2 separate regions of the Mus musculus genome follow, and region 2 is linked to region 1. A link is a loop called in an ENCODE intact Hi-C map of the cell type or tissue named here. Cell type or tissue: heart. All regions are shown on one strand. Each heading gives the region's core, and the rest is flanking DNA. Links, peaks and the distances in the headings are about the cores only. Region 1 overlaps 1700082M22Rik (a long non-coding RNA gene). Region 2 holds the start of 4931428F04Rik (RIKEN cDNA 4931428F04 gene).

What was found. Hi-C counts contacts between places; a loop is a spot of excess contacts. Peaks named below come from ENCODE experiments on the same cell type or tissue, not always from the same donor. Only the 100,000 strongest peaks of a DNase experiment are listed, where the experiment ranks them.
Region 2: a loop joins it to region 1, with 12 times the contacts of the local background. A loop is called at or near these places in 10 of 42 quality-filtered maps.

Annotation. Positions count from the first base shown.
Region 1 is chr8:104,648,976-104,659,316 of GRCm38, reverse strand. It overlaps 1700082M22Rik (a long non-coding RNA gene), which reads right to left. Exons shown (of 3, transcript XR_003947594.1): 2 at 1,875-2,036; 3 at 1-1,028. Among named protein-coding and RNA genes, the nearest start is that of 1700082M22Rik, 12 kb to the right of the region's middle. In heart, for the core only: a CTCF peak has its summit at 4,162 (motif pointing left); a DNase peak (open chromatin) is centred at 4,126.
Region 2 is chr8:105,285,364-105,295,704 of GRCm38, reverse strand. 4931428F04Rik (RIKEN cDNA 4931428F04 gene) reads left to right here and starts at 6,177. Exons shown (of 8, transcript NM_028888.2): 1 at 6,177-6,301; 2 at 6,540-6,936; 3 at 9,836-10,341. The coding sequence starts at 9,892. It overlaps Exoc3l (exocyst complex component 3-like), which reads left to right. Exons shown (of 14, transcript NM_177788.5): 2 at 1-79; 3 at 270-445; 4 at 521-740; 5 at 1,844-2,453; 6 at 2,526-2,643; 7 at 2,728-2,853; 8 at 2,956-3,056; 9 at 3,260-3,370; 10 at 4,653-4,782; 11 at 4,901-5,023; 12 at 5,101-5,256; 13 at 5,349-5,473; 14 at 5,555-5,782. The coding sequence starts at 46. The coding sequence ends at 5,744. In heart, for the core only: CTCF peaks have their summits at 3,643 (motif pointing right), 4,569 (motif pointing right), 5,424 (motif pointing right) and 6,164; DNase peaks (open chromatin) are centred at 4,594, 5,404, 6,174 and 6,494; H3K4me3 peaks cover 2,582 bases; H3K27ac peaks cover 914 bases; H3K27me3 peaks cover 2,670 bases.

The sequences.
Region 1 (10,341 bases), core at 998-8,997:
TTCATAAAAAATAACAGTACCAAAGTCTGGATGGTGCTCAGCTCTCTGCTGGCACAGAAATCAACATTTGAATAATACAAAGGAAACCTTTACACAGTGCACAAAAAGATTTTCCCAACATCTCCCCGTTTCTGTCCAGGAAAAGACTTTTTCTAACATAAATAAACTATGTATAATAAGGACAATTATAAAAACTATCTGGTAAGATTACATTTACAATGTCTAGTTCATTTGTATTTGGCAACCTTGGAGAATGTACTTAATCTATATCTTATCTTGGTGAGTTCAAAGTTCTAGACCTAATCACTTTCTATTATAAGTTACATTACCAAGCTAAAAATATCTTTTTTTAGACCTTAAGCCATTTTCTTAAATCCTAAACAACTTCAGCTTAATGTGAGATTCTAACTATCTAACTTTCCACCCCTTCAGAGACTTGAGAAGGATAAATGTTACCAGAGTAAACAGGAAGTACAGAGCAAGCCACATCTAAAACTCCAGAAATGACCAAGACTGCTGGCTGCCTGGACAGTCAGCCAAGGTTCCGCTGCAACACTGGGGCATCCATCTTTCTTTGGCCTGCAAGCCCCAGAGTACCTGACAGACTTATCTGTGAAGCACTGTGAGCACTGGCCTACCTTGACTCTGCAAAGTTAATCAATTGACTTCCCAGTGTCCTGTTTGTCCACAGCTTGGACAACATGCTGTCAACAGTCAATACAAGGACAGTTTTTTTGCCCAGTGCCTAGCTTTGCCACATTTGAATCAAACTCTATGTGGAGGTTCTTTGATGCCCATCATCTTGTCTGAAGTCGTATGGGGGTGCTGCCAGGAGCTGACATGTCTCACAGTCACGGAAGCCTTTTGTTATTAAAAACGTATTAAATGCTATAACATCTCTAAGTGAATAAGAGTAATGGCTCATCTTCTCCTCATTTCCAAGTTTCTAGAACATCCTTTCCCTGCAATTTTAGTAATTGCATACAATGTAGGTTGACAGAATATGATGCAACATTAGAAAGTCAAACCTGAAAAAGAATGAAAATAAATATTAAATCATTAACCAATAAAGGAAACTCTGGGATGAAAAAAAAAAGTATATTCTGATTTGTTATCTACTGAACAGCCCTTGGAAAGTGTCCTATCTATAACAACCCCTAGTAGTTCCATGATAGGAAAAGCAAGAAATCAGATAAAAAGATTCATTAAACTCTGTCATCTGACAATTTTAGAGTCTCAGGAGAAAGATGAATAAGTTTCTGTGGATTTAGCTTTGTAGGTGCTACTTACACCAGGCCTGGATGTTCACAGGGGCGTGTTCTCTTCCATAGGAGAAAAATATGAAAATGACGTGTGGAAGGATTCAATGGGACACAATTTCTAGGCTCATTGAACAGATAATGTTATTAACACTCTTACATGTTTTGTTTATGGGAAATATAATTTTATAAACATAATGTAAGTCATCACTATGGCTACCAGGTGATTGTAAAAGTTTACACCTAGCTGAATAGCAATTTAAGTCCATTAACTTCTCACACTGTCAGGCAGAAATTTCCTAAGGAGTTTGCAAGAGTATGCTCAAAAGGAAAACATCAGCTCATTAATAAAGTAGTTTGGAAATGGTAAAAAAAAAAATTAAATGCCATATTCTGTAGATCTCTGAAGTGTTTGAAGACCTTCTATCTAAAGTATATCTGAATAGGCAAATGTTGCTTGTGCCTAGTTATTAACTATCTGCTTAATTTTGAAAACTAACTTTAATTTTTTTTCAAAGCCTACTTTTAATGATTGTTCTTAAATGCTTTGACCTCCCTTCTAGCCCACCATCCACCAGAGGTAGTAGGAAAGAAAGGATATGAGGGGAAGTGGACCTGTTTAGAAATGGTTCTTTGGTGCAAATCCCATCTGCATTGTCAAGAAATCAGTAGCTCAGTTCACAGGTCAGCAGCAGCAGCTCGATCCACTTGCAGACACTTCACAGATATATCAGCAGTCCAACTCAGTAGTGTGAGGATAGCAGCACACAGCACAGCCTAGCAGAAACAGCCAGGCAGGAGGGATTTAGACCAGCAGAGGTGTTAGGAGATGCACCTGACTCAACAAGCAAAACTCAGCCAGGATGCAAGACCAACAAGCAATGTACAGCTAACTCCATAAGCAAACCAAGCCCAGCCACGCCTTGCCCTCCTCTCCCAGTCTGCTGGGTCCTATTTATACTCCCTCCAAATATCATGTGTCCTCCACAGGTCTTGCCTCAGCATCCGTGTCTGTCTCAGCTAACATGACTCTGCTAATCAGCCCGGGTACTCGGACGTGACAAGAAGCTACAGCATACCACCAGTTTTGGGGTGGTATTTTCCTATTTCCTCAAGGGAGGCTCCTTCCTCTGTGATAACTCCAACTTGTGTCAAGTCGACACACAAAACCAGCCAGTACAGAGGCCCTCAACAGCTCCAAGCTCAGAGTCAGAGAGCCAGTGTCTTTAGTTAATTGGACACCTTGGTAATGTTCCTCACCCTGGGCTGCTCCACCAGCTGTAGGAAGGTCCCCTTGCACTCTGCTACTTACTGCATTGCTGTTCAGAGGCGCTGACTAATGATGGCAAAGACCACAGAAAATGTGGAATAGAGTCCCACTGGTATTTTTCTGTATATGAGAAAATTGTGAGTGTGTATATGTGAGAGTGTGTATGTGTGTTGGAGGAAATATGTATGTGTGTGTTGTGGTATGAGTGTATGAGTGTGTGTGAGTATATGTGTGTGTATATGTGTGTGGGTATGTCTTGTATGTGTGTATGAGTGTATGCATGTATTGTGTGTATGTGTATGAGTGTGTGTTGTATGCATGTGTGTGTGTTGTTGTGCGAGTGTATGTGTGTAAGTATATTTATGTGAGTGTGTGTGAATCTGTATATGTGTGTATATATGTGTGTGAGTACATGTGTGTGAGTATATGTGTGTGAATGTGTATGTTGTGTGTGTGAGAATGTGTGTGTGTGTGTGTGTGTGTGTGAATGTGTATGTTGTGTGTGTGAGAATGTGTGTGTGTGTGTGTGTGTGTGTGTGTGTGTGTGTGTGTGTAGATCAGGGAAGCATCTGAAATGGCATAACTACTACACTCCCATTCGATATAATCAGATTTAAGACCCATAACCAAAAGCTTTGGCAAAGACTTGGAACAACTGATACAGACACACAATGGCTAGAGGAGAGCTAAAATAATCACGTGGTGCATGGGGTAGGAGGCAAACTGGCATTTTCTCTGAAAGTTAAAGATGTGTGCCCTATGACTTAACAGTTCTACTCTCTGGACGTTAACCTGAAGAAACAAGTGAATGTGATTACACCGTTAGGGATCCTGTTTACCTGTTTATGTTTGTTTTGTTTTATTTTGTTTTGAGGCAGAGTCTCTTTAACATAGCCCTGGCTGTCTGGGAACTCACTATGTAGATCAGGCTAGCCCAGACTCACAGATCTGACTGCCTCTGCCTCCTCAGTGCTGGGATTAAAGGCCTGCACCACCTCTCCCAGCTCCATGTCTTGTCTGAAATAGCCCAAACCAGAAGTCGCTCAGATGCATACCAACAGATGAGTGGGTAACAGGGCAGTGTGTTCACTCGAAACCAAAGGGCAATGACATTTGAATCTCAAAGGCATTGTGCTCAGGGACAGAACCTTCCACATGTGATTCTTTTCTGTGATAGAGGAGTCAAAGCTCTGGTGTTTCTGAACTATATTCCATTTCTAAACTTTAGCTCCAGAAAGTAGTTAGTTGGTTGCCTGGGAACAGGGCTCAGGTCAATGCTTAATGGAAAAGAGCACAGAGAAACAACTTTTTTTATGCAGAAAATAACAAATGTTCTCTCTATTTGGAGTGGATGTGGTTTCAGGCATCATTTTTTATTCCAATCTACTAAGCTATGAAGGTAAGTGGGTGAATTTGAATGCATACTTATCATTTGACATTAAAGATCTACAAAAATAAGCCAATTACTGAGATCTAAAGGGTGCCTGCTGAAACTCTTGATGAAGTGTCCTGTTCATCTGCTGAAATGTGCTTGCAACCAGCAACGCATTCAGGCTCCAGCAGGGGCATCAGGTGATCGTCATCTCCCTGTGCTCAAAGGTTGGCTAGCACCTAAACCCTTGTGGAACTTTATCTTTGTCTGCCCTCTAGTGTCCAAGGTGAGTAATGCAAGAATCCTTGCTTCATGATGTCCTATGGTTAGTCTTCAACTCCGTGAATGAAAAACCCTTTGTATTAAAAGTCTTGGAAAGATCAGGAATTCAAGGCAAATACCTAAGCATAACAAAAGCAATATACAGCAAACCAACGGCCAACATCAAATTAAATGGTGAGAAACTTGAAGCAATCCCACTAAAATCAGGGATAAGACAAGGCTGCCACTTTCTCCCTAGTTATTCAATATAGTGCTCAAAGTTCTAGCTAGACCAATTAGACAACAAGAGGAAGTCAAAGCGATACAAACTGGAAAGGAAAAAGTCAAGTGTACTGGCTGGTTTTGTGTGTCAACTTGACACAAGCTGGAGTTATCATCACAGGGAAAGGAGTCTCCTTTAAGGAAATGCCTCCATGAGATCCAGCTGTAAGGCTTTTTCTCAGTTAGTGGTCCCTGGGGAAGGGCCCATTGTGGGTGGTGCCATCTCTGGGCTGGTAGTCTTGGGTTCTATAAGAAAGCAAGCTGAGCAAGCCAGGGGAAGCAATCCATTAAGCAGCACCCCCTTCATGGCCTCTGCATCAGCTCCTACCTGAGAGTTCCTGCCCTGTGTGAGTTTGTGTCCTGACTTACATTGGTGATGAACAGCAGTGTGTAAGTGTAAGCTGAATAAACCCTTTCCTCCCCAACTTGCTTCTTTGTCATGATGTTTTGTGTGAAGGAATACAAACCCAGACTGAGACATCAAAGTATCACTATTTGTGGATGATATGATAGTATACATAAGCAACCCCAAAAATTTTACCAGAGAACTCTTACTCATGATAAACAACTTCAGCAAAGTGGCTGGATATAAAATTAACTCAAACATATCAGTAGCCTTCCTCTACACAAAGGATAAATGGACTGAGAAGAATATAGGGAAACAACACCCTTCTCAATAGTCACAAATAATATAAAATATCTTGGTGTGACTCTAACCAAACAAGTGAAAGATCTGTATAGCAAGAACTTTAAGTCTCTGAAGAAAGAAATCAAAGATGACTTCAGGAGATGGAAAGATCTGCCATGTTCATGGATTGGTAGGATTAACATAGTAAAAAATCTTACCAAAAGCAATCTACAGATTCAATGCAATCCCCATCAAAATTCCAACTCAATTCATCACAGAAATAGAAAGAGCAATTCTCAAATTCGTCTGGAGTAACAAAAAACCCAGGATAGGGAAACCAATTCTCAACAATAAAAGATCTTCTGGGGGAATCACCATCCCTGACCTCAAGCTGTACTACAGAGCAACTGTGATAAAAACTGCATGATATTGGTACAGAGACAAACACATTGATCAATGGAATAGAATTGAAGACACAGAAATAAAACCACACACTTGATCTTTGACAAATAAGCCAAAAATATACAATGGAAAAAAGAAAGTATCTTCAATAAGCAGTGCTGGTCTAACTGGTTGCCTGTATGTAGAACTATGAAAATAGATCCATATTTGTCACCTTGCACAAAGCAAGTGGATCAAGGACCTCAACATAAAACCAGATACACGGAATCTAATAGAAGAGAAAGCGATTAAGAGCCTCGAACACATCAGCACAGAGGAAATTTTCCTCAACAGAACACCAATGAATCAGGCTCTAAGATCAACAATTGGCAAATGGGACCTCATGAAACTGAAAAGCTTCTGTAAGGCAAAAGGCACTGCCAATAGGACAAAACGGCAACCTACAGATTGAGAAAAGATCTTTACCAACCCTACATCCAATAGAGTGCTAATATCCAATATATACAAAGAACTCAAGAAGTTAGACTCTAGAAAACCAAATAACCTAATTAAAAATGGGATGCAGAGCTAAACAAGGAATTCTCAATTGAGGAATCTTGAGTGGCTGAGAAGAAAAAAAATGACTAAAGAAATGTTCAACATCTTTAGTCATCAGAAAAATGCAAATCAAAGTGATCCTGAGATTCCACCTCACACCAATCAGAATGGCTAAGATCTAAAACTCAGGTGACAGCAGGTGCTGGAGAGGATGTGGAGAAAGAGGAACACTCCTCCATTCCTGGTGGGATTGCGAGCTGGTATAAGCACTTTGGAAATCAAGCTGAAGGTTCCTCAGAAAATTGGAAATAGATCTACCTGAAGACAGAGCTATACCTTTACTGGGCATATACCCAAAAGATGCTCCAACATATAACAAGGACATGTGCTCCACTATGTTCATAGCAGCTTTATTTATGATATCCAGAAGCTGGAAACAACCCAGATGTCCCTCAACTGAAGAATGGATACAGAAAATGTGGTACATTTACACAATGGAATACTACTATTCAGCCATTAAAAACAATGACTTCACGAGTTTTGCAGGCAAATGGATGGAACTAGAAAATATCCTGAGTGGAGACAACCGGCCACCTTCCTGGTGAGAGCACAGGGGTCCGCCCGGCCCGAGAGGTTTCTGCCTCAGGCTCCACTGAAGCCACCTTGGTTCCGGGACTCCGCGGAGGGCAGGCTGCACGGGTGAGGGTGTGGAATACAGAGGCCAGCAGTTTCTGGGAAAAAACGAGAGCCACGGAGCTTCTGAGGCAGCGCCATCTTCGGATCCAAACAACCGGCCACCTTCCTGGCCAAAGCAACACAGCTTCTGGGAAAGATCCTGTTTTGGGCCTTCATCTTCAGCCAGGAGGAGGTCCAAACACCAGATAACTGTGCACCTTCCCTGAAAGAGGAGAGCTTGCCTGCAGAGACTGCTCTGACCACTGAAACTCAGAGGAGAAAGCTAGTCTCCCACATAAAGCTAGTCTCCCATGTCTGCTGATAGAAAGTAACAAAATCACCAGAGGAACAATCTCTAAACAAAGACAACTATAACAACTAACTCCAGAGATTGCCAGATGGCAAAAGGTAAACGTAAGAATCCTACTAACAGAAACCAGGACCACTCACCATCATCAGAACCCAGAACGCCCACGTCGCCCAGTCCAGGGCACCCTAACACACCTGAAAAGGTAGACCTGGATTTAAAAGCATATCTCATGATGATGGTAGAGGACATAAAGAAGGAATTTAATAACTCACTTAAAGAAATACAGGAGAACACTGCTAAAGAGTTACAAGTCCTTAAAGAAAAACAGGAAAACAAAACCAAACAGGTAGAAGTCCTTATAGAAAAACAGGAAAACACATCCAAACAGGTGATAGAAATGAACAAAACCATACTAGACCTAAAAAGGGAAGTAGACACAATAAAGAAAACCCAAAGTGAGGCAACGCTGGAGATAGAAACCCTAGGAAAGAAATCTGGATGCCAGCATCAGCAACAGAATACAAGAGATGGAAGAGAGAATCTCAGGTGCAGAAGATTCCATAGAGAACATCGGCACAACAATCAAAGAAAATGGAAAATGCAAAAAGATCCTAACTCAAAACATCCCGGAAATCCAGGACACAATGAGAAGACCAAACCTATAGATAATAGGAGTGGATGAGAATGAAGATTTTCAACTCAAAGGACCAGCAAACATCTTCAACAAAATTTTGAAGAAAACTTCCCAAATCTAAAGAAAGAGATGCCCATGAACATACAAGAAGCCTACAGAACTCCAAATAGACTGGACCAGAAAAGAAATTCCTCCCAACACATAATAATCAGAACATCAAATGCACTAAATAAAGATAGAATACTAAAAGCAGTAAGGGAAAAAGGTCAAGTAACATATAAAGGCAAGCCTATCAGAATTACACCAGATTTTTCACCAGAGACTATGAAAGCCAGAAGAGCCTGGACAGATGTTATACAGACACTAAGAGAACACAAATTCCAGCCCAGGATACTATACCCAGCCAAACTCTCAATTACCATAAATGGAGAAACCAAAGTATTCCACGACAAAACTAAATTCACCCATTATCTCTCCAGGAATCCAGCCCTTCAAAGGATAATAACAGAAAAAAAAAAAAAAAAAACAATACAAGGACGGGAACCAAACCTAGAAAAAACAAGAAGATAATCCCTCAACAAAACTAAAAGAAGACAGCCACAAGAACAGAATGCCAACTTTAACAACAAAAATAAAAGGAAGCAACAATTACTTTTCCTTAATATATTCTTAATATCAATGGACTCAACTCCCCAATAAAAAGACATAGACTAACAAACTGGCTACACAAACAAGACCCAACATTTTGCTGCTTAAAGGAAACTCATCTCAGAGAAAAAAATAGATACTACCTCAGAATGAAAGGCTGGAAAACAATTTTCCAAGCAAATGGTATGAAGAAACAAGCTGGAGTAGTCATTCTAATATCTAACAAAATCGACTTCCAACCCAAAATAATCAAAAAAGACAAGAAGGGGTACTTCATACTCATCAAAGGTAAAATCCTCCAAGAGGAACTCTCAATTCTGAATATTTATGCTCCAAATACAAGAGCAGCCACATTCATTAAAGAAACTTTAGTAAAGCTCAAAGCACACATTGCACCTCACACAATAATAGTGGGAGACTTCAACACACCACTTTCACCAATGGACAGATCATGGAAACAGAAACTAAACAGGGACACAGTGAAACTAACAGAAGTTATGAAACAAATGGACCTGACAGATATCTACAGAACATTTTATCCTAAAACAAAAGGATATACCTTCTTCTCAGCACCTCATGGTACCTTCTCTAAAATTGACCACATAATTGGTCACAAAACAAGCCTCAACATATACAAAAATATTGAAATTGTCCCATGCATCCTATCAGATCACCATGGACTAAGGCTGATCTTCAATAACAAAATAAACAATAGAAAGCCAACATTCACGTGGAAACTGAACAACACTCTTTTCAATGATACCTTGGTCAAGGAAGGAATAAAGAAAGAAATTAAGGACTTTTTGAAGTTTAATGAAAATGAAGCCACAACATTCCCAAACTTATGGGACACAATGAAAGCATTCCTAAGAGGAAAACTCATAGCTCTGAGTGCCTCCAAAAAGAAACTAGAGAGAGCACACATTAGCAGCTTGACAACACACCTAAAAGGTCTAGAAGAAAAGGAAGCAAATTCACCCAAGAGGAGTAGAAGGCAGGAAATAATCAAACTCAGGGGCGAAATCAACCAAGTGGAAACAAGAAGAACTATTCAAAGAATCAACCAATCAAGGAGCTGGTTCTTTGAGAAAATCAACAAGATAGATAAACCCTTAGCCAGACTCACTAGAGGGCACAGGGAAAGCATCCTAATTAACAAAATCAGAAATGAAAAGGGAGACATAACAACAGATCCTGAAGAAATCCAAAACACCATCAAATCCTTCTACAAAAGGCTATACTCAACAAAACTGGAAAACCTGGATGAAATGGACAAGTTTCTAGACAGATACCAGGTACCAAAGCTAAATCAAGATCAGGTTAATGATCTCAACAGTCCTATATCCCCTAAAGAAATAGAAGCAGTCATTAATAGTCTCTCAGCCAAAAAAAAGCCCAGGACCAGACGGGTTTAGTGCAGAGTTCTATCAGACCTTCAAAGAAGACCTAATTCCAGTTCTTCACAAACTATTCCACAAAATAGAAACGGCAGGTACTCTACCCAACTCATTCTATAAAGCCACAATTACTCTGATACCTAAACCACAAAAAGACCCAACAAAGATAGAGAACTTCAGACCAATTTCCCTTATGAATATCGATGCAAAAATCCTCAATAAAGTTCTTGCTAACCGAATCCAAGAACACATCAAAACAATCATCCATCCTGACCAAGTAGGTTTTATCCCAGGGATGCAGGGATGATTCAATATATGGAAATCCATCAACGTAATCCAGTATATAAACAAACTCAAAGACAAAAACCACATGATCATCTCGTTAGATGCTGAGAAAGCATTTGACAAAATCCAACACCCATTCATGATAAAAGTCTTGGAAAGATCAGGAATACAAGGCCCATACCTAAACATGATAAAAGCAATCTACAGCAAACCAATAGCCAACATTAAAGTAAATGGTGAGAAGCTGGAAGCAACCCCACTAAAATCAGGGACTAGACAAGGCTGTCCACTCTCGCCCTACCTATTCAACATTGTACTTGAAGTCCTAGCCAGAGCAATTAGACAACAAAAGGAGATCAAGGGGATTCAAATTGGAAAGGA
Region 2 (10,341 bases), core at 1,465-9,464, 640 kb before region 1:
ACTCGCTCCCACTCCTACCACATCGGCAGCAGCTCTAGGCAAACTATGGACAGCAAGATACAGCCCACACTTCGTCCTGGTATGAGCCTCGTTGGCTGGGCTTGGGGAAGGATGATGTCAAGACAAATGGGAATTAGTGGGGTTGGGTTTTCCCGTCAGGTCTAGCTAGAGCTCTATAGGATTGCCAAGAGTGGGGCTGTCCCGAGGAAACAGAAGAGCAGCAGGTGCGTTAGCCACAGGCCCTCCCTGACTGACACAACCAACCCCAGGATCTTCCTGCCCAAGGCCTGAGTGGCCAGAGCAGGAGAGGGCCGAACAGCTGGCTCGGGGTGCAGCACTCAAGTGGGCTTCAGGCATCTTCTACCGGCCAGAGCAGCTGACCAGGCTGGGCCAGTACCGAAGCCGTGAAATACAGCGTAACTATTCCCTGGAAGCAAGAATTAAGGTGGGTGAGGAGCAGGAGTGTTAGACTGGGCTGGAGGGCTGGCCAGGCCTTAGGAGCGGCTACCTCTCTCCACAGTCAGTGGTGCAGTCCTACCTGGAAGGTGTGCAGACTGGTGTGTGGCAGCTGACCCGAGCCCTCGAGGCTGTGCAGGGAACTCGTGAAGCTTTGAGCCAGGCCCATCACTTACTAAAGGGTTTGTCTCGGACCTCACAAACCCTGGAACCCCTGAGGGAATGTGTTGTCCAGCACAAACAACTTCAGATCCTGACTCGGTTGTTGCCAAGGCTACAAGCAGGTGAGTGGGGGCGGGGAAAGCGGAGGTGGAGAGCCCTGGACTTTAGCTTCTAAGAATCCACAAATCCCATTCTGATCAGCAGCTGGGGCACTAGGAAAGGGATTACATGGAGAGAGACACCAGGGACATCCCAGAGAATAATCCCAGCTTCAAAGAGTGTGAGAAATAGGCGCAGTCGCCTCATCCTGGGCTTCTCAGGCTTGGGATGTTAAAGTCAGCACGGGAATTCCATGAAGTGGCTATAGCCACAGTAGTTTACTTACTGAAAGAACGTTGGCTGTAGCTCTGGTAGAGCATGTGTTTAGTATGTGCAAGGCCCTAAATTCAATCTCAGGCATCACCCCAAATAACACATATATACAAAGTACAATACATACCTGCATCCATACATATATACATCAATGTACACACACATACATAACAATACATATGTAGTTATGTTTGTAAGTATTTCATAACAAGATTGGCAAATAGCAACCAGCATGGCCTTCCATTTATTTTGTCTGCCTGTAACATTTTTTTAAGATTTATTTATTTTTTATTTATACGAGCACACTGCAGCTGTCTTCAGATACACTAGAAAAGTGCATCGGATCCCATTACAGATGGCTGTGAGCCATCATGTGGTTGCTAGGGATTGAACTCAGGACCTCTGGCAGAACAGTCAGTGCTCTTAACGACGGGGCCATCTCTCCAGCCCTGTAACATTGTTTTTAAAGATTACTGTAAGTGAGTGTTTGAGTGCCTGGTACATGCAGGGGTCAGAAGAGGACTATGATGGCCTGGAACTAGAGTTACAATTGTGAGCTGCCACATGGGTGTTGGGAATCATAGCCAGTGCTCATAACCACTGAGCCATCCATCTCTCCAGTCGGCCACCCACCTCCCCGGCATGCTTGATTTCATGGTCTGTTGGTTCAGGGGTTAACATATGGCCCAACTCTATAGGCCTTAGCCTGGATGTTCAGATGACCCGACGCAGTACCATGCTTATTATTAAATAGTTAATACATCACACCAGTCTCCAGACCTCAGTGTCCCTTGCTGTACCCATAGCCCAGATGGGAAGGCTGAGACCTCAAGCCGTCTCCTTTCTTCCTTAGTGCCGGCTACAGTGGCCCACACGCAGACCCTGATAGACTCTGAGCGACTCTTGGAGGCATATGTGAGCCTGCGGGAACTAGAGCAGCTGAAAGAGGAGACACTGGCACCCCTAGGAGGTCTGGAGTTGCCAATCTTCCAGGGGCTAGGCCTTCTGGCTGAGGCCCTAGGCCAAGCTGTGGAGGCGGCTGCAGGAGCTGCGGGGCGGCTGGCACGAGAGGACCCAGCCCTGCTGGTAGCTGCTATTCGTGTGGCAGAGGTGGAGACTGAGCGCACAATCCTGGGGCAGGCACCCCGAGACTGGCGGCAGCGATGTCTTCGGGCGCTACAGGAGGGCCTGGAGCGGGTCCACTTTGCATCGCCTGTGCTTCCGGAGCCAGGGGCTCTGGCGGGGTGGCTTGAGGCTCTGCAGGTAGCCTTGCCCGCCGAGTTGGCAACAGCGGAGGCATTGGTGGCACCCTGCTGCCCACCAAGCTACCGTGTGGTTGAGCTATGGGCCCACACCCTGCACAGTGGCCTGCGCCGTAGCGTGCAGCAACTCCTCGCGGGGCCCGAGCTAGGAGCTGCTGACACGTTTGCCTTGCTGCACTGGGCACTGCATGTGTACACGGGGTGAGTGTCCTTGGAGAAGCGGGAAGTGGGACGATTAGAGGCTCAGTGTGACATCCTGCTATCCATCTCTAGGAAGGAAATGATGGGGAACTTGGAACTGGGGCCTGAGGCTGATGTGTCCCAGCTAGAGCCCCTCTTGACCTCAGAGAACATTGAGCAGCTGGAGGCAGCCTTTGTGGCTCAGGTTCAGGTGACTAGTGACTGTCCGGTTGTCTAGTTGAACGTCATGTCAATACCCTGATATAGCTCGCTGCTCCTTACTCTTTCTTGCCAGGTAAGTGTGGCTCAGTGGCTGAAGAAGGCACTGGATGGAGAGGTAGCAGAGTGGAGCGGGGAACAGGAGCCCCCCACAGATCCATCCGGTTTCTACCACTCCCCAATGCCAGCCATTGTCCTGCAGGTAGGTGGGAAGAACCCAAGGAAGTAGGCAGCTCGCATATGGAAAGGGGAGAAGGGCAGCGGGTCTAGGAAATGTCTGAAGGCCGCTCCTCCCTGCTTGTAGATCCTGGCTGAAAACATTCAAGTGACCAACCTGATTAGTGACTCATTGCATCGGCGGGCGCATAACATGGCAGTGTCAGAGCTGGGCGCATTCTTGAGAAGGTTTGCCAAGCAGGGGGGCCCATCCACAATCTCCAGCCCTGCTCCCAGACAGCCCAAGGGCTCTGAGTAAACTGGACAGGACACACTAGTGTGTGTGTGTTACCCTTAAACAAATACTTGAAAGTGGGACAAGAGTTCTGGGGGTGCAGCTGTGGGGGTGCCACATTAGCAGCAAACCCAAGAGGCTCCTCTGCCTACTGCAGCTTCAGCGACGCTCTGATCCGATTCTCTCGAGACCATCTCAGGGGAGACGCCGTGGCCCCTCACTATGTGCCCTACCTACTGTCTGCCTTCAACCACCAATCAGCACTGAGGTACCACACTTTTCCTAACACACTTCTGAGTTCCTTTAAAGTCTGGATGCCACCCACACCAGAACCACTTTGGGCTCACAAAGATGGGGTTCTAATCCTCGCTCTGCTAATTATCAGTTGTATTACAAGGTACCTGTCACTTTTCTTACTAGTATTATTTGGATAATAATAAAATCGTCAGAGAATCATATTAGATAAAGATGTTAAATCTACTACATTCAGGAAATAAATTTTTTAAAAGATTTATTTATATGAATACACTGTACCTGTCTTCAACCCACCAGAAGAGGGCATCAGATCCCATTACAGATGGCTGTGAGCCACCATGTGGACCTCTGGAAGGGCAGTCAGTGCTCTTAACCACTGAGCCATCTCTCCAGCCCCCCCTTTTTTTTTTCGAGACAAGGCTTCTCTGTGTAGCCCTGGCTGTCCTGGAACTCAATCTGTAGACCAGGCTGGCCTCAAAGCCCGGCTGCAAATATATTTTTTTAAAGATTTATGTATATGGTACACTGTAGCTGAACCAGATGGTCGTGAGCCTTCATGTGGTTGTTGGGAATTGAATTTTTAGGACCTCTGCTTCCTGGTCAGCACCCCCTCACTCCAGTCAACTCCGCTTGTTCAGGCCCAAAGATTTTTTTTTTTTCTTTTTTCCAGACAGGGTTTCTCTGGGTAGCCTTGGCTGTCCTGGAACTCACTCTGTAGACCAGGCTGGCCTCGAACTCAGAAATCCGCCTGCCTCTGCCTTCCTCCAAGCTGGGATTAAAGACGTGCACCACCACGCCTGGCTCAGGCCCAAAGATTTATGATTATACATAAGTACACTGTAGCTGCCTTCAGACAAGCCAGAAGAAGGCATCAGATCTCATTACTGGTAGTTGTGAGCCACCATGTGGTTGCTGAGATTTGAACTCAGGACCTTCGGAAGAGCAGTCGTTCTTTCGTCAGCCTCCACCAGGCCTGGCTTATCTTGAGTGTTATGCTCTTGGTGGTGTGCAGAGAGGACAGACATACATGCGGGGAATTTTTACTCTTTTAAGAGCTCCCCTCTAAAACAAAATAAAAGGAAGAATAACTTAACTTGAGGTTACATTAGAGGCAAGTCCGCTGGGCATACTCTTCCTAGCCTTACAGAATACCTGAGCCCTTCATAAATTCAGAGCCGCCCTTTCCGCCCCAGCTCCCACCAGACACTGTACCACAAGGTGGCGCCAGAGTGGATGAATCCTAGAGGGCCATGCGAGCCTTGGCCTTGGTCCTGAAGTCACACTTTTTGGTCCAGATCTTCGGTCTCGGTCCTGCTGCCGGACGGGGAAGCTTCCGGGGTCTTAGCTCCAGTGGAAGCTGCGCTGGACGACGTACAAAGGAGGATCTGCCGCCTGGTTTTGGAAGTACTGCAGGTTGAGCTCCAGGTGAGGTCGCCATCCCAGTCTAGATTGGTAGTGTGAGGGAGAAACACGGTCTATTTATGGTGGCCTCTACGGGATCCGGATCATTTCCCTAGCCCTGTCTGTGCTATGCTTTCCCTAGCCCCTGTTCTCCGCTCTGCCCTCGCGCCGGTGGCTATTGAGTTCTGAGTTGCTAGATGGTGTGTGTGAGCAGACGTCGCACTTCTGCCAGGACTTCTGGCGCGTACGGAAGCCTGGTGTTCAGGTAGGGCGAGGAGAGGAAAGCTGGGGAAGGGGTTGTGCTGGTGGGACCCTATATTCAAACTGATTACTGTCCTGCAGCTGCTGCTGGCAGAGGCGGAACGAACCGTGGTGTTACAATACCTAAGGGCTCTGATGCAGGGCCGCCTAGTGTGCCGCGGTACGGACGAGCGGAGCCAGGCGGCTGAGCGACTTCGGCAGGATGCTGCCCAGCTCAAAGAGCTTTTCCTTGGTTTGGTGAGAGCTCATTGGGAGGGCAGACAGTCGAGGATCTCTGTAGTTGGGTGGGAGCCGAGGGCCCGCTGGAAACCCTGTTCCCATGTGTTCAGGGCCTGGAAGAGAGCGCTCACTGCGCGCCCGTCCTGCTCGCGCTGAGGGAACTGCTCAACCTCCACGACCCCACACTGCTTGGCCTCGAGGTGGCAGGCTTGAGGCAGCAATTTCCCGACGTGAGGTGCGAGGAAGGGGACAGGGGAGGAACGGCCCAGGAGGACGAGGGAGGGCTGGGCTGACGCACGTGGTGGTATTCCTGCAGCGAGGATCACGTCTCTGCCCTCTTGGACCTGCGCGGAGACGTGTCCCGAGAGCATCGTCAGGCAGCACTCAGTTCGCTGCAGGCGGGTCCACCGCCCTCACCGTCCACTGGCCGCCGGGCGCTCTTCAGCCTGGTACCGACGCCTACGCCCTCCCTGTCCTCCTGCCTCCCTTCAGGTCCCTGCTCCTGACACCCATCTGTTTGCGTAATAAAGCCACGTCTACGACACGTCTGAATCTATGTGTTGGGGGCGCGCCGGTGAAAGCAACAGTGCAATTAGGGGTCCGTGCACAGTGGTACATCTATAATCCTGGCTGAATCCTAGTATTCTGGCAGCATCTCACCTATGCAGACATCTGCTCTCTTTGTGGACTGCGTGCCCCGAACCCTGGGCTCCCGTGGAGTACTCACTTCCTATGTATCTACTACCGGCAAGCAGTAAATGGTTTCATCGCCCTCGCCAGTCGCTTTAGAAGCGCGGAAGTTTGAAGAGGGGGAAGTCTAGGACCAGACGCGGTCCAGGGGCGCAGGGTGGCAGCGAATCCCGCCCCTCTTCGCACGTTTGGCTCCGCCCACAGCGAGCTTAAGCACGCCCCCTACGGCGGAGACGGACGTGGCCCTTGCGTCTTCGTGTGAGCGTGCGCGCGCCCGAGTGCGCGTGTCTTTGGCGCGGGCTTCCATGGTCTCGGCGGCCAGCGATCGGCTTTGAGGAGCAGGAACTGCGGGCAGCAAAAGAGGCGTGATCAGGTGGGGGCGCGGCACGCGGACCGAACCCCTACCCCACTCCAAAAACCGAGACTAAATATGACTAAGACTTCACCCTTCTTGATTTACCAGGGAATTCCCCCAAGTCCATTGTCTCCTAGCTCCGCCCTCCATTGGGCACGCCCTTCACCCTGTCTCACGCCCTTTATTTGTCTTCAGGGCACGCCCTCCCAGAGCTCTTGGTTCCTATTGGTTGTTTTCCCACGTTATCTCTTTCCAGGGGTTCTTATTGGTGTGGGCCACACCCTCTCATTTGTCACCAGACCCCGCCTTCAGCAGTCAGGGACTCCAGCCTCACCCTGAATTCATTCATTCTGCAACTAGTGAGTGCGTGGGACGAGAGGGTGAATCAGACCCTTCCTGACCTCGGGGAGTTCAGGGCACGGTGGGGAAATATGGATCTAGCCTCCAGCCATGACAGCCTAGGGCTGTCAAGAAGCCATCAAGACCCTGGGACCCTTTACACATCGGGAAGGCTTCCCAGAGAAAGTGAGGCCTAAACCGGGCCCTGAAAAAAATGGTTAAGAGGTTGCTCCAGGGACACATTGGCAAAAGAATTCTTGGCAGAAGAACCTGAGACGTGAAAGAAACAGGTGAATTCTGGTAATTACGTGGAGGTAGGTGGAATGAACGAAGGGAAAATGGAAGAACTGGCCCATATAGTGGTCAGTAGACATCCAGAAAAGTATACAGTTTGAGGGTGAATGAGATCTGAGACTAGAAGTCATTTTTTAAGCAGCCGATCACTAGGTAAGGTGGAGGAAGACTCCGAGAAGGAGGAGGATGCCGGGGTGGGGGTGGGGGGAGTCTAAACAGGGTATCTAAGTTTGCGAAAGGAATGATTATAGTATTTTTGCTTTAGAGGTCTATTTTTATTATTTCTGGGTATGGGTATATGCATGTGCCCGTGGAGGCCAGAAGAGGGCCTTGGGTCTCCTGCAGCTGGAGTTAGCCTGCGTGGACACTAGGAACTGGATTTGGGTTCTCAGGGAGAGCAGCAAGTCTCTCCAGCTCCATGATTTAGTTCTTACAAGGACTCAGGTTCATCCATGGATCACAGTGGATTACAGTGCTGGATCAGGGACTGTTCTGGGTTCTGGAAGCACAGTTGCACATTATAGAAAGGAAAACCCAGATAAAGCCTTCAGATCTGCCATGCAGACAGTGAGCTAGCTGCAGTAGACTTCAGAGACAGCAACAACTACAGAAAAAGCTTAGTTCCAGGAGAGAGAGGAGGTTTGCTCTTTTGTAGAGATTTGCTAGTGCTGACTTTCTTTTATTCTTCTTTCCCTTTTTTTTTTCCTCTCTGTTTAAAGCTTTTAAAGACAGGTATTGCTGCATAGCCCAGGTTGGCCTGGAATTCACAATTCTCTTGTTTCAGCCTCAAGTGCTGGGATTACAGACATGTGCCACTACATCTGACAAGCTTTTCTTCTGTTTTTAATTTTTTTTTTATTAAAACACTTCCATGTAGTTTGATCATGTTTTTATCCACACACCCAAACTCCTCCCAGACCAACTTTCTCTCTCTCTCTCTCTCTCTCTCTCTCTCTCGTGTGTGTGTGTGTGTGTGTGTGTGTGTGTGTGTGTGTGTGTGTGTGTATGTCTAGGGCATCTCTTCTAATATGATATTTATGAAGATTTTTAAGAAAGTGACAAGTGACCCATGCTATTCTGGGGTGTGTGTGTGCGCACATTTTTATACAATGGGTATGTTCCGTTTAAAGTACCTGTTAAATAGTAAAGATACCTTGAAGATTGGGTATGTTGGCTTAATCCTGACCCAAGACTAGAGAGGTTGAAGTAGGAAGATGGTGAGTTGAAGGCCACATGGGCTACATAGGGATGCTCTGTCTAAAGCAAAGTTAGATAGGTGTGAAGAGTGTTGATCCTGGTCTTAAGGGAGGAGTCCAAACTGATTTATTTAAAACCATGATAGTGAAGTTGGGTATGGAGGTCAGTGGTTGAGGGTTTGCTTAATGTGTACAAGGCCCTGGGTAAAACAAAACAAGAAGGACTGGAGAGATGGCTCAGTGGTTAAGAGCACTGACTGCTCTTCCAGAGGTCCCGAGTTCAATTCCCAGCAACCACATGGTGGCTCACAACGGTCTGTGATGGGCTCCAATGCTCTCTTCTGGTGTGTCTGAAGATAGCTACAATGTACTTATATACATAAAATAAATAGTTGTTTTAAAAAACAACAGCGGCAACAACAACAGAACAGAACAGAACAAGAAACCACAAAATTAGATGGAATCCAGGGGCCGCTAGGGGGTGTGAGTGTAAATGGAATAGAGAAGTTGCCATATACAAGCCTTGGGTTATTACAGTGTTAAGAGGTTGATATTACAAGGAAGACCAAGAAGAAACAGCCAGTGATGTGGGCAGACAAGCATGCCCTAATGTGTTCAGAAAGGAAGATGGGAGTAATGTCCCCGGGCTAGAAGGATCAGCTGCACCAGGTGCTACAGACCCACACCATACAGATCCATTGGTGACCTTGAGCAGCTCAGTTTGATGGACAGCAGGACGTCTGCATGTCCAATGGCAGTTTGGGAAACAGAACTCAGGAGCGCACGGGAAAGAAGAAAAGGGAGATGGTGTGTAAGTGACTCAGGGTATCGTGCCGCAACAGGAGAGCAGCTGCGGGGAGTTAGGCGCGGACTCTCAGAAAGGTTTTGTTTTGTTTTTTAAGATGTTTTTTAACAACAGCATGTATTTCTTCAGTTGCCAGAAAGACTGGTGATGTAGGATCAAGGAGAAAGGCTACAGTTGAGTTTCTGAGCAGGCAAGGGGAGTTCAGAGGCTGACGCCTTCAGTGTGTCTCTGGGGAGAGAGTGGATTGCACTGAGCCCTGACACGCAGTCAGGGGTGAGTTCTCTGACAGTGGCCTTGGATGCCCACTGGGAAAGATATCTCAGCTAGGTGACAGGCCAGGGGCTGGTTTGAATGCGCTGGGTTTCCTCTGCTTCCCAAAAGCAGATTCTAATTCCATCCTGATCAATGGGAAAGAGAAGAGTATTTCATGTGGGGACTGGCCTGAGCAAGTGCATTCATTCAAACTGATTACCAAAGGGCGGGAGGCTGTAATGAGCTAGGTGAAGCGGGGAGGTGGGACTGGGAAGATGCCATCGGTACAAAGCAGATTGTGGGCTTCTCTCACCTGTGGTCCATCTAGGGATCTGAGGCGGTCTGTATTCTGCCAACTTCCAGATTGGGTAAGTGCTAAACACTGAAATTAGAACCATGTTTAAGACCTTAGTTTTAGCTCTAGATCTGACCGTCAGAGAGAATTCTAATAAATAGGAAAATGTCTACAATTCGTTGCCTTGCTTTGCTCCACCTCAGACTATTGGATAAGCCTGGTAGAAGGAATGCATACTTCTGGAGGGTGGAGAGTTTCTTGAGTTCCTGGCAGCAGACTCTGGACTCAACACGGATAACATGGGACAGGGGGCTTCCTCCTCTGACCACATCCCCTCATGCTGGTTTCTGCATGCCGTTCTGTGTCCCTAGAGGTCAACAGTCTGGGAAGTTGGCACGACAGAGCTGGATGTGACCCTCAGGAGAGAATGGTGCTGGACTCGGGGACACAGGTGTATGAGCAGGCACCCCCCAGGCCCCCTGCCGGTTCCCCATCTCAGCACCATAAGCTGAAGCCCTCAAACGGAAATGGGCCACCCCTGTACCCCTGGCCTGAGTCCCTGGGGATGCCCTTGGCTCTGGCAGTCCCTTCAGCACTGCAGCAGCAGACTATGTGGCAGACCTTCTCAAAGCTGCACTTGGAGCAGAGTAGCCACATGCGTCGCAGCGAGAGCACCTACAGTGTAAATAGTACTGGCCGGCGGGGGCGTGGTAAAGCCCCGATTGGACGGGGATGCGATCCAGGAGGGACCCTACGGCCTGCAGCCTCCTTACCTCACATTGCTAAGATTCGAAAGGATGTAGGCAGTAGTAGCAGCAAGAGCCCCTGTATGTTGGTGGCCCTGCGGCCAACTAACATGGACCAGGAACGGGAAAAG